2 separate regions of the Homo sapiens genome follow, and region 1 is linked to region 2. Evidence: chromatin contacts called from ENCODE Hi-C or POLR2A ChIA-PET data. All regions are on one chromosome and are shown on one strand. Each heading gives the region's core, a stretch centred on a gene start or an enhancer-like site at or near the end of the contact. The rest is flanking DNA. Distances are from core to core; before and after follow the strand shown.

Region 1 (4,537 bases), core at 1,415-3,914, 720 kb before region 2:
GGCTGGGAGGCTGGGCCAGCCTCAGAGGGCTGCCTGGCAGTGTGCCGGCTCCCTGACCCTGCCAGAGCCAGGTAGGGATGGGGTGGCTGCCAGAGAAAGCCAGGAGGCAGGTGGAGCGAGGGCCTCCACTGTCTCTGAGGCCCTCCCCAGGCAGTGGTGGGGTGGCAGCAGCAGCAGCAGCAAGACTAATGCTTACACAGCAACTACTGTATGCCAGGCCTTGGGCCAAGGCTCTCTAGCCTGCATCCTCACAGCAATTCTATGAGGCAGCGCTAACACTATGCCCATCTTGCAGAAGTGGAAACGGAGGTCCTCACATGCTCTGTGAGTGATGGAGAGGGGTGTGTACCAGGCATCTCTGGCCCAGCACTGCTTTCTGAATCACGCTCCATCAAGGCCTCAGGCAGCTCCACACATACAGGTACTCCTCAGCCCTCCCCTGCTCCCACCGTCCCTCCAAAGCTGAGTCCCCTCAGCGTCTTGCCCTGAACCTGCACAGGCTACGTGTTGCCCAGATCCCCAACTGTGCACCCGAGTCCTGACCTCCAGTCATGCCAGGGCCTCTGCACACACTGCTCCTCCTGCCTGGTAAGCCCATTCCCAGCCCTCCTCCCCATCCTTCAGAGCCTTCCCAGGGGAAAGGGACTCAGGCTTCAGCCCAGGGTAGGGGCACTCTCCCGGCTCTCTGAAGATGCCCTCGCAAGCCACATCACCGTTTGCAGAGACGCAGTCTTGTGTCACTGGCTTGGGGGCTGGTTCCACTCTGCTCCCACCAGGGAACTGAGTGCCCTCTGAGGCTAGGGGCTCTGTGGATCTCGTCCCCTGCCACACTCCCAGCACCCGGCACAGTGCCCAACAGTCAACCCCCAGCAATGTCACATCCTCTGCAGGCCAGGCAGGGCTTCAGTGGGGACCGAGGCAAGGAACCCCACAGAGCAATTCCACCATGCACCCTAATAATTAAGGTAAGGAGGGAGGTAAGGGCTGGTCAGATGAGAGAAAAAGAGCCTGCAGCAAGGCGAGCCAGGGTGGTCCCGGGCCAGCTGAGAGTGAGCGACCCGTCAGTGAGAGAGGGCAGGGTGGGGAAAGGATTCCCAGCAGAAGGAACAGGAAGGTCAAAGACCGGGCGGGAGGCATGGGCCTGGAGTTGGAGAACAGTAAAGGGGCTGGGGAGAAATGGGCAGAGCCATAAGAAGTGAGGTGGGAGTGACTAAGGACCACAGTGAGAGCTTAGGGTTTTAAGAACAGTGAACACCCCGCTCTGCCCAGGGTACCACCCAGGGACACTCTCCCCAGTCAGAAGCCCGTCGGACTCCCTTGCTCGGACTCCAGACCACCTACAAACACCCTACTCCCATAGGCTCACAGGAATCTTCCCTGCCAGATCACACCCTTCCAAGGAAACCAAGCAGACAATCCGATCCGCCCAGGGAGTGGCCCAGCCCTGCCCAGCCCCCTGCTTCCAGGAGAGACCTAATGGCTGGCAGCGGACAATGTGGCGACCAGGGGCAGGAGCCCTGGAATCACCCAGGCCCAGCTTCGATTCTAACTCTGCCTTCAGCAGAAGCTTCTGAGCCTCATTTTTCCCGTCTGTAAAGTAGGTTCATCTTGAGCACTCACTTCACAAGATTGCAGCAGGAGTGAAATACGACCGGGCACACAGGGCGTGGAGCACAGTGTGAGCCCTCATTAAACATTAACCGACATTATGATGATTTGAGAGGCGGTCGGCCAGAGCAGGGCTCTGGGCCAGAACTCCGGAGTTAGAATCCCAGCGCACAACTTATGCATCGGGTGACCTTGTGCAAATCACTTAACCTCTTAATACCAGGTTAAGACCCCCTAAGACTATAGTGAGGACTGAATAAGCTCATACAAGTAAAGCGTTAAAAAGAGGGTCTAGCCCATAGTGTTTCATGAGTGTTTGCCATTATTATTTGTGGGAGGGTTCCCCCTTCTCCTGTCACCAGGAAGCATCTCTGACCCGGCCCCCCCCCCCCCCCCCGTCCCCCGCAATACGCCCTCCTTGGGTTTTAATTTTTGACTCTGGGAAACAGCTGCCCCGCTGTCAGATTCTCACCTTTGTACCTTCTAGGCACGCCCCAGCTTTGAACCCCTAAAAGACGCCCCCGAACCTAAAACTCATTCATCTGCTCCGCTAGGGGCAGCTTTAAACCTCCAACCTGGCGCCCCTGGGGCTGTGACCTCTGACCCTCGTGGGGGCAGCCTTCCCTCAAATTATTAACTTTGACCCTGCCTTTTTTGAGACTCGCCCAGAACCCCTCGAACGCGCCCCCACTTCGAATTTCAAACTTTGCACTCCCCTTCGCCACGCCCCCTTCGCTGGTTTGATCTCCGACCTCCACTACAACTCCCTCCAGTCTGCGTTAACCCCCGACCCCTCGGACGCGACCCTTCCCTCCACCAGTGACCTTTGACCCCGGCGGCCCCGCCCCCCTCCTCGCGGAAACGCCGTCCCGCCGCCAGCGCCCGGCCCACCGCAAGCCCCTGGCCGGACCCCTTATCCTACCGGCTCGGCGCCGCAGTCGCTCGCGGCCTAACTGCTCGACCTGGAACTCCGCGCCCTCGCGCCTCCCTCAGCTCTCTTGCACCGCCACCACCGCGGACACTCCCGCCGCCATGTTGAATCCCCAACGAACATCCGGGGCTTTCCCCCCTCACCGCCCACCAGTCCCCATAGCAACGAGGCTGACCGGGCAGTGGGCAGGGCCAGTGCGGGGGCGGAGTCGGGCGCCTCTCAGGGCCCGCTCCAGCCTCCGATTGGTACAGAGCGTCCAATCGGAGACCTTCGGGCAGAAAATGCCAAGCGGGGATTGGAAATTTTGGAAAAGGTGCGGGAAGGCTGGCTCCCGGCCCACTGAGGTCCTTAAAGGGGAAATGACTGTTTTCGTGTGATACCGATTTTCTAACTTCCCCCCCAGAAGGAGTTAGGGGCTGGGAGAAAGTAATGAGTTAATGGGCAGAAACAGTTCTTAAGCACTTACTAGGAGGCAGGCACCGGGATAAGTGTTTTACTTGCATTTTCTCGCTGCATATACAACCCTGTGGTATAATATCATTAATACCCATTTTACAGATAAAGAAACAGAGGTTCAGAGGGTGAAATAGCTGGCTTAGCATCATAGAAAGAAGGTAATGAGTTTTGAACGCTGGTCTGTCTGAGCCCGGGAACCTGAGACTGTTTGCTCTTCAATTTTTAAATAAGTTTTTACGAAGTAATTGGTCAAAATATTGAAAACAAACAGCAGACATCTTCTTTAAAAATTTTTTTAAATTTTATTTTTACTTATTTATTTGTCTTGAGATAGAGTTTCGCTCTTGTTGCCCAGGCTGGAGTGCAATGGCGCGATCTCAGCTCACTGCAACCTCCGCCTCCCGGGTTCAAGAGATTCTCCTGCCTCAGCCTCCTGAGTAGCTGGAATTACAGGCGTCCACCACCACACCCAGCTAATTTTTTGTATTTTTAGTAGAGACAGCGTTTCACCATGTTGGCCAGGTCGAACTCCTGACCTCAGGTGATCTATCCGCCTCGGCCTCCCAGAGTGCTGGGATTACACGTGTGAGCCACCAAGCTGGCCTTTTTCTTTTATTTTTAAAGAGAGAGTTTTGTTGTGTTGGCCAGGCTGGTCTCGAACTCCTGGGCTCAAACTATACTCCTGCCTCGGCCTCCCAAAGTGCTGGGATTGCAGGCGTGAGCCACTGCGCCCGGCCAGACATCTCTCCTCCTGGATCTTATTCACTGGACTCCAGCCTTCATGCTGTTCCTGAACTCTTGTCAGGTGCGCTCTCACCTCACAGTCTTTGCACTGGTTGTTCCTCTGCCTGGAACATACTCTTCCCCCAGGTATCCTTATCTCTCCCTCCCTTTTTTCAGGGCTTTACACAGATGTCACTTTCTCTGTGAACTAATTCCCTCGCTCACCCTAAGGAAAGCAGCAAACATCCCTCTCACATACTACCAAACTCTGTCTGCTTTGTTCTTATTTCTCACTCCTAATTGTAGTTATTGCTTGTTGGTTGTCTCCTCTGCTGGAATGTCAGCCCCATGACAACATGGATTTCTGTCTTTGTTCACTGCTGCATTCCCAGTGCCCCAGCACTGTTGGCATGTAGATGCTCAGTAAACATTGGTGGAAGGGCTGTTTGAATGCGTGGTAATTCCACCCCTTCAGAGATACTCTTAAATGTTTGGTGCTTCTCCTCTGCCCCAGAACAGCCACATAGTAGGCATTTAATTAATTTCTACTAATGTCGGTGGCAACAATGAATGAATGATTGAATGATGAGTTAATTTTTCTTTATGTTTACCTATCTTTTTTCTTTTTATTTGTTCATTCGTTTTTTTTTTTGTTTGTTTTGTTTTTTGTTTTTTTTTTTTTTTTTAGATAGGGGTCTTACTCTGTCGCCCAGGCGGGATTGCAGTCTGAAACTCCTGGGCTCAAGTGATCCTTCCAACCTAGCCTCTCAAGTAGCTGGGACTATAGGCATAAGCCACCACACCGGCTAATTTTCTTTC
Region 2 (4,405 bases), core at 305-2,804:
AAGCAGGAAAATCGCTTGAACCAGGAAGTTGGAGGTTGCAGTGAGCTGAGATCATGTCACTGTACTCCAGCCTGGCAACAGGGCGAGACTCCATTTCAAAAAAAAAAGAGGCTCCACCGGCTTTAAAACCTCCACCTTTGCCCAGGCACAGTGGCTCATGCCTGTAGCCTGTAATCCCAACACCTTGGGAGGCTGAGGTGGGAGGATCGCTTGAAGCCAGGAGTTGAAGACCAGACAGGGCAACATAGGGAGACCCCACCTCCACTTAAAAACAAAACAAAACAAAATCCTCCACCTTCTAGTCCCCCCCACCTAAAGCCTTCCAGAGTAAGCCCCACCTTGAGACCCTGTCCCCTCCTACGAATTCCACTCCTGCCCACTTTGAAACCTCAAGCCTTCCTCCTAATCCAACCCACTTGAGCTCCTAGGCCCTCCAATTAAAATTCTAACCCCGGGCCGGGCGTGGTGGGCTCACGCCTGTAATCCCAACACTTTGGGAGGCCGAGGTGGACAGATCACCTGGGGTCAGGAGTTCGAGACCTGCCTGGCTAACATGGTGAAACCCCGTTTCTACTAAAAATAGCCGAGTGTGGTGTCGCGCGCCTGTAATCCCAGCTACTCGGGAGGCTGAGGCAAGAGAATCACTTGAACCTGGGAGGTGGAGGTTGCAGTGAGCCGAGATCACGCCACTGCACTCCAGCTTGGGTAACAAGAGTGAAACTCCATCTCAAAAATAATAATAATAAAATAAATAAAAAATAAAACGAAATTCTACCCCCGCCCATTTTAGAGCGCTCTGCTTGCCCCAACATGCTCACCCCACCCACCTCGTACCCTCTGGGCCGCCCCAAAGTTCTGACCACACCCCTTGGGAACCTCGATTTCCCCTAAAAAGTCAGAGCCCGCCGCTCCGGAGGCCATGGCCTTGCCACTTCTGCATCCCGGGACTCACGCAGCAGGCGCAGTCCGGCACCGGGTTCCCGAAGCGCAGCCGCGCCATCCCCGCCGCAGAGCGCGCGATCCGGGCAGTGCAGCTCCCGCAGCAGGCTGCCGAGCTGCCGCAGAAAGTCCTCCTCCGCGCCAGGGCCTGCGAGGACAGGGGTGTCAGGGCTCGGTGGCCCCGTGGCGGCCCCCCTGCCACCCTCCCGCTCCGTGTTTACCGTCGCCGGCGCTCAGCACCTCCGCGCCCGCCTCTCGCTGCTGCTCGAGGGCGCCCAGCGTCGCCAGCTCCGCCGCCAGCCGCACGCACAGCCCCCTGAAGTCTGGGCATGAGGCGCCCCGCGACGCCGCCCCCGGGACACCTCCATACCTGTGGGGACCGAGGCAGCGGGAGGGGGCGGGGATGTCACTGGGAATCCCTTTTCGTCCGCGTCCAGGGGGCAGACCTGGCCTTCCTGCACCCACCAGCCTCACCGCACACCCTTTTACCCCAGAGCCAGCAGGTCCTGGGCCACCGCGGCCCCCTCCCACGCTTCCGCCTTCACCGCCTCCATGAAAGTGTGGTCTCGGCGCGCCCCCTGGCGGCCGGTGGCAGGCTCCGCCCCAAAAGCGCCGCGCGCACGAGCTCCCCGCAGCGTCCGGCGGCACTGACCAATCGGCATCTTCCCGCGCAGGGGCTTGGGTGCTCCCATTGGCGCAGGAGGACGCCGAACCCGCCCCGGGGCCCGCCCGCCCCGCCCCTCGGCTAACCTGTCGGGGTTGTAGGAACGCCCCCTGGAGCTGTAAATTGCAGTGCGTTCGGGATCTCCGCTGTCAAGACAAGCTGGCGGCGGGTGTCACTGTTGCGGCGACATAAAAACAACTTCGGTGCCATTTTCCTTTTCCTCCCTCAGTTGTCTTCTGCTGGTGTTTTGTTGGTTTGTTTTTGAGGCAGATTTCGCTCTATCGTTCAGGCTGGACTGCAGTGGCGCCATCGCGGCTCACTGCAGTCTCGACCTTCTGGGCTCAAGAGATCCTCCCGCCTCAGCCTCCCAGCTAAATTTTTAAAAATCAGTCAGCCTTGGTGGCTTACACCTAGTAGCTGGGACCACAGGCGCAGACCACCGCGCCTGGCTGATTTGTTTTTAATTTTTTTGTAGAGACAAGGTTTCCTCATGTTGCCCAGCCTGGTTTCCAACTGCTGGGTTCAAGCGATCCGCCTGCCTCGGCCTCCCAAAGTGCTGGAATTACAGGCGTGAGCCACTGCAACCGGCCAATTTTTTTTTTTTTTTAAAGTTTTGTAGAGGCCGGGCACGGTGGCTCACGCATGTAATCCCAGCACTTTGGGAGGCTGAGGTGGGTGGATCACTTGAGGTCAGGAGTTCGAGACCAGCCTGGGCACATGGTGAAACCTCATCTCTAATAAAAATACAAAAATTAGCCGGGCGTGGTGGCACACGCCTGTAGTCACCACTATTTGGGAGGCTGAGGCAGGAGAATTGCTTGAGCCCGGGAGACACAGACTGCAGTGAGCCAAGATCGCGCCACTGCACTCCAGCCTGGGGACAGAGCAAGACTCCGTGTCAAAAAAGAAATAAAGTTTTGTAGAGAGGGGTCTAGCTATGTCGCCCAGGTTTGCCTCTAACTCCAGTGTTCAAGCAATCCTTCCCTCTCAGCCTTCCAAAGCTTGGGATTACAGGCTTGAGCCAGTGTTCCTGGCCCTGTCCTCTGCTCTTAAAGCAGCCCAGACGGAGTGGTGTTCACCCAACTCTGCCTAAAATCCAAAACTTCCTCCCTCCTTTCCACCTCAGGGTTTGAATTACATAAGGGACCCAGGAATCCCAGCACACCCCTCACACACCAGGCCCTCCTCATCGATCACGATGTGCCTGTTAGGCCTTCACTCCTCTCCCTCTTAGGCCTTGGAGTGAGCAGGTGCAATGCACCATAGTGGTTAAGAGATTACACCCTAGGAATCAGGCAAAGGGTTAGGGCTTGATTCTGTTACTCGCCAGCTCCATGTTCCTGCCAAATTGCTTCCCATCTGTATAATGGGGATAATAGTACCTACCTCTTAGAGTTGTTGCTGAGGATTAATTAGAGTTTCATATGTAAAAAGTGCTTAGCAGATATATAGGGAGTACTTAATAAGGAATAACTAATATATATACAGCATTTAATGTGTACTATTGGGCGAAGTATCTTATCTCTTTTACAGAAGAGAAAACTAAGGTTGAGAGAAGATAAGTCACAGAGTGAATTCATGGTGATGCCAAGGCTTGAAGATGAAATTCCAGACTCTATACTCTTAAACCACGGAACCTATTTCCACTGTTACTACTGCTGTTGTTTTGTTGCTGTTGCTAAGTAAACATTGTGTCAGATCTAATCTCTTCCTTACTGTATCCTGGTATCCAGTAGTTCCTAGACAATTCTGCTGGAAGTTGGGGGTGGACCAGGAGCCTGGAGGGAAGAACAGGGGTAGAACTTGTTCCTTAAGGGCAGATACGAGTAACCCCATAACCCTGTTTACCCCAAGGCAGGACACTTGGGGGGCTATTTTTTGACATAAATCAAATGTTAAAAATTGCCCAGAGGTGGGCCACAGTGGCTCACACCTGTAATCCCCGCCTTTCAGGAGGCTGAGGTGGGAGGATCGCTTGAGCCCAGGAGTTTAAGACCAGACCAGGCACCATAGTGAGAACATGTCTCTACAAAAACATTTTTAAAATTAGCCAGGCTTGGTGGTGTGCACCTGTAATCCCAGCTACTCGGGATGCTGAGGTGGGGGGATCACTTGGGCTCATGAGTTTGAGGCTGCAATGAGCAGTGATCATGCCACTGCACTCCAGCCTGGGTGATGAACTCAATTTAAAACAAAAAAAAAAATTGCTCCAGCCAAAAACCTGGACTTACTATCTTGACTCCTCTATCTCAAATCCCATACATAAATCTGTGGGTTCTATTTACAAAGTAGGCCCAACACCTGCCCACTTCTCCACCCTTCAGGGCCCTCACCCTGGGCCTGTCCGCTGCTGTCTTGTCCTGAACCATCACAGCAGCCTCCTCTCTGTGAAGCTGTCCCCCACCCCACTCCTACTCTGCTGACCACATGCAGCAGAAGGAGCCTGTGAACTGAGTCAGGTCACATGCCTCCCATGTTTGAAATTTCCTGTGGCTCCGTCTCACTCAGGGTAAAAACCTAAGTCCATTCAATGCCCTTCAAGGCCTGACAGATCTGCCCCATCGCCTCTCTGCCCTCATCTCCTAGCGCTCTCTTCTCTGCTTCCTCCCCTCTCAACACTCTAGCTCCCTGAAGCTCCTCAGACTTACCGGACACACTCCTGTCTCAGGGCCTTGCACTGGCTGTTCCCTTTACTTAAAATACCCTTCCCTGCAGACATCCCCAGAACTCCCTCACCTCCGTCAGGGCTTTGTTCAAATGCCAGCTCCTGGCTAGGCACAGTGGCTCACACCTGTAATCACT

Evidence for each region. A loop is a pair of places that touch in the nucleus more often than their neighbours do. ChIA-PET counts read pairs that join two places held with the same protein, here RNA polymerase II (POLR2A). Pooled maps may share reads with other maps.
Region 1: a pooled map shows a loop between it and region 2 (6-fold over the local background). The contact joins the promoter of PAK4 here to the promoter of FAM98C in region 2. A Hi-C loop is called at or near these places in 1 of 168 maps with a recorded cell type or tissue (mammary epithelial cell) and 10 of 50 pooled maps. POLR2A ChIA-PET finds 5 or more read pairs at or near these places in 2 of 52 experiments (AG04450 and activated T-cell).

What each region holds. Positions count from the first base shown.
Region 1 is chr19:39,123,913-39,128,449 of GRCh38, reverse strand. It overlaps PAK4 (p21 (RAC1) activated kinase 4), which reads right to left and starts at 2,664. Exons shown (of 10, transcript NM_005884.5): 1 at 2,531-2,664.
Region 2 is chr19:38,400,242-38,404,646 of GRCh38, reverse strand. It overlaps FAM98C (family with sequence similarity 98 member C), which reads right to left and starts at 1,554. Exons shown (of 8, transcript NM_174905.4): 1 at 1,429-1,554; 2 at 1,161-1,309; 3 at 953-1,087. The coding sequence starts at 1,493. RefSeq lists silencers at 1,048-1,247, 1,438-1,767, 4,330-4,405.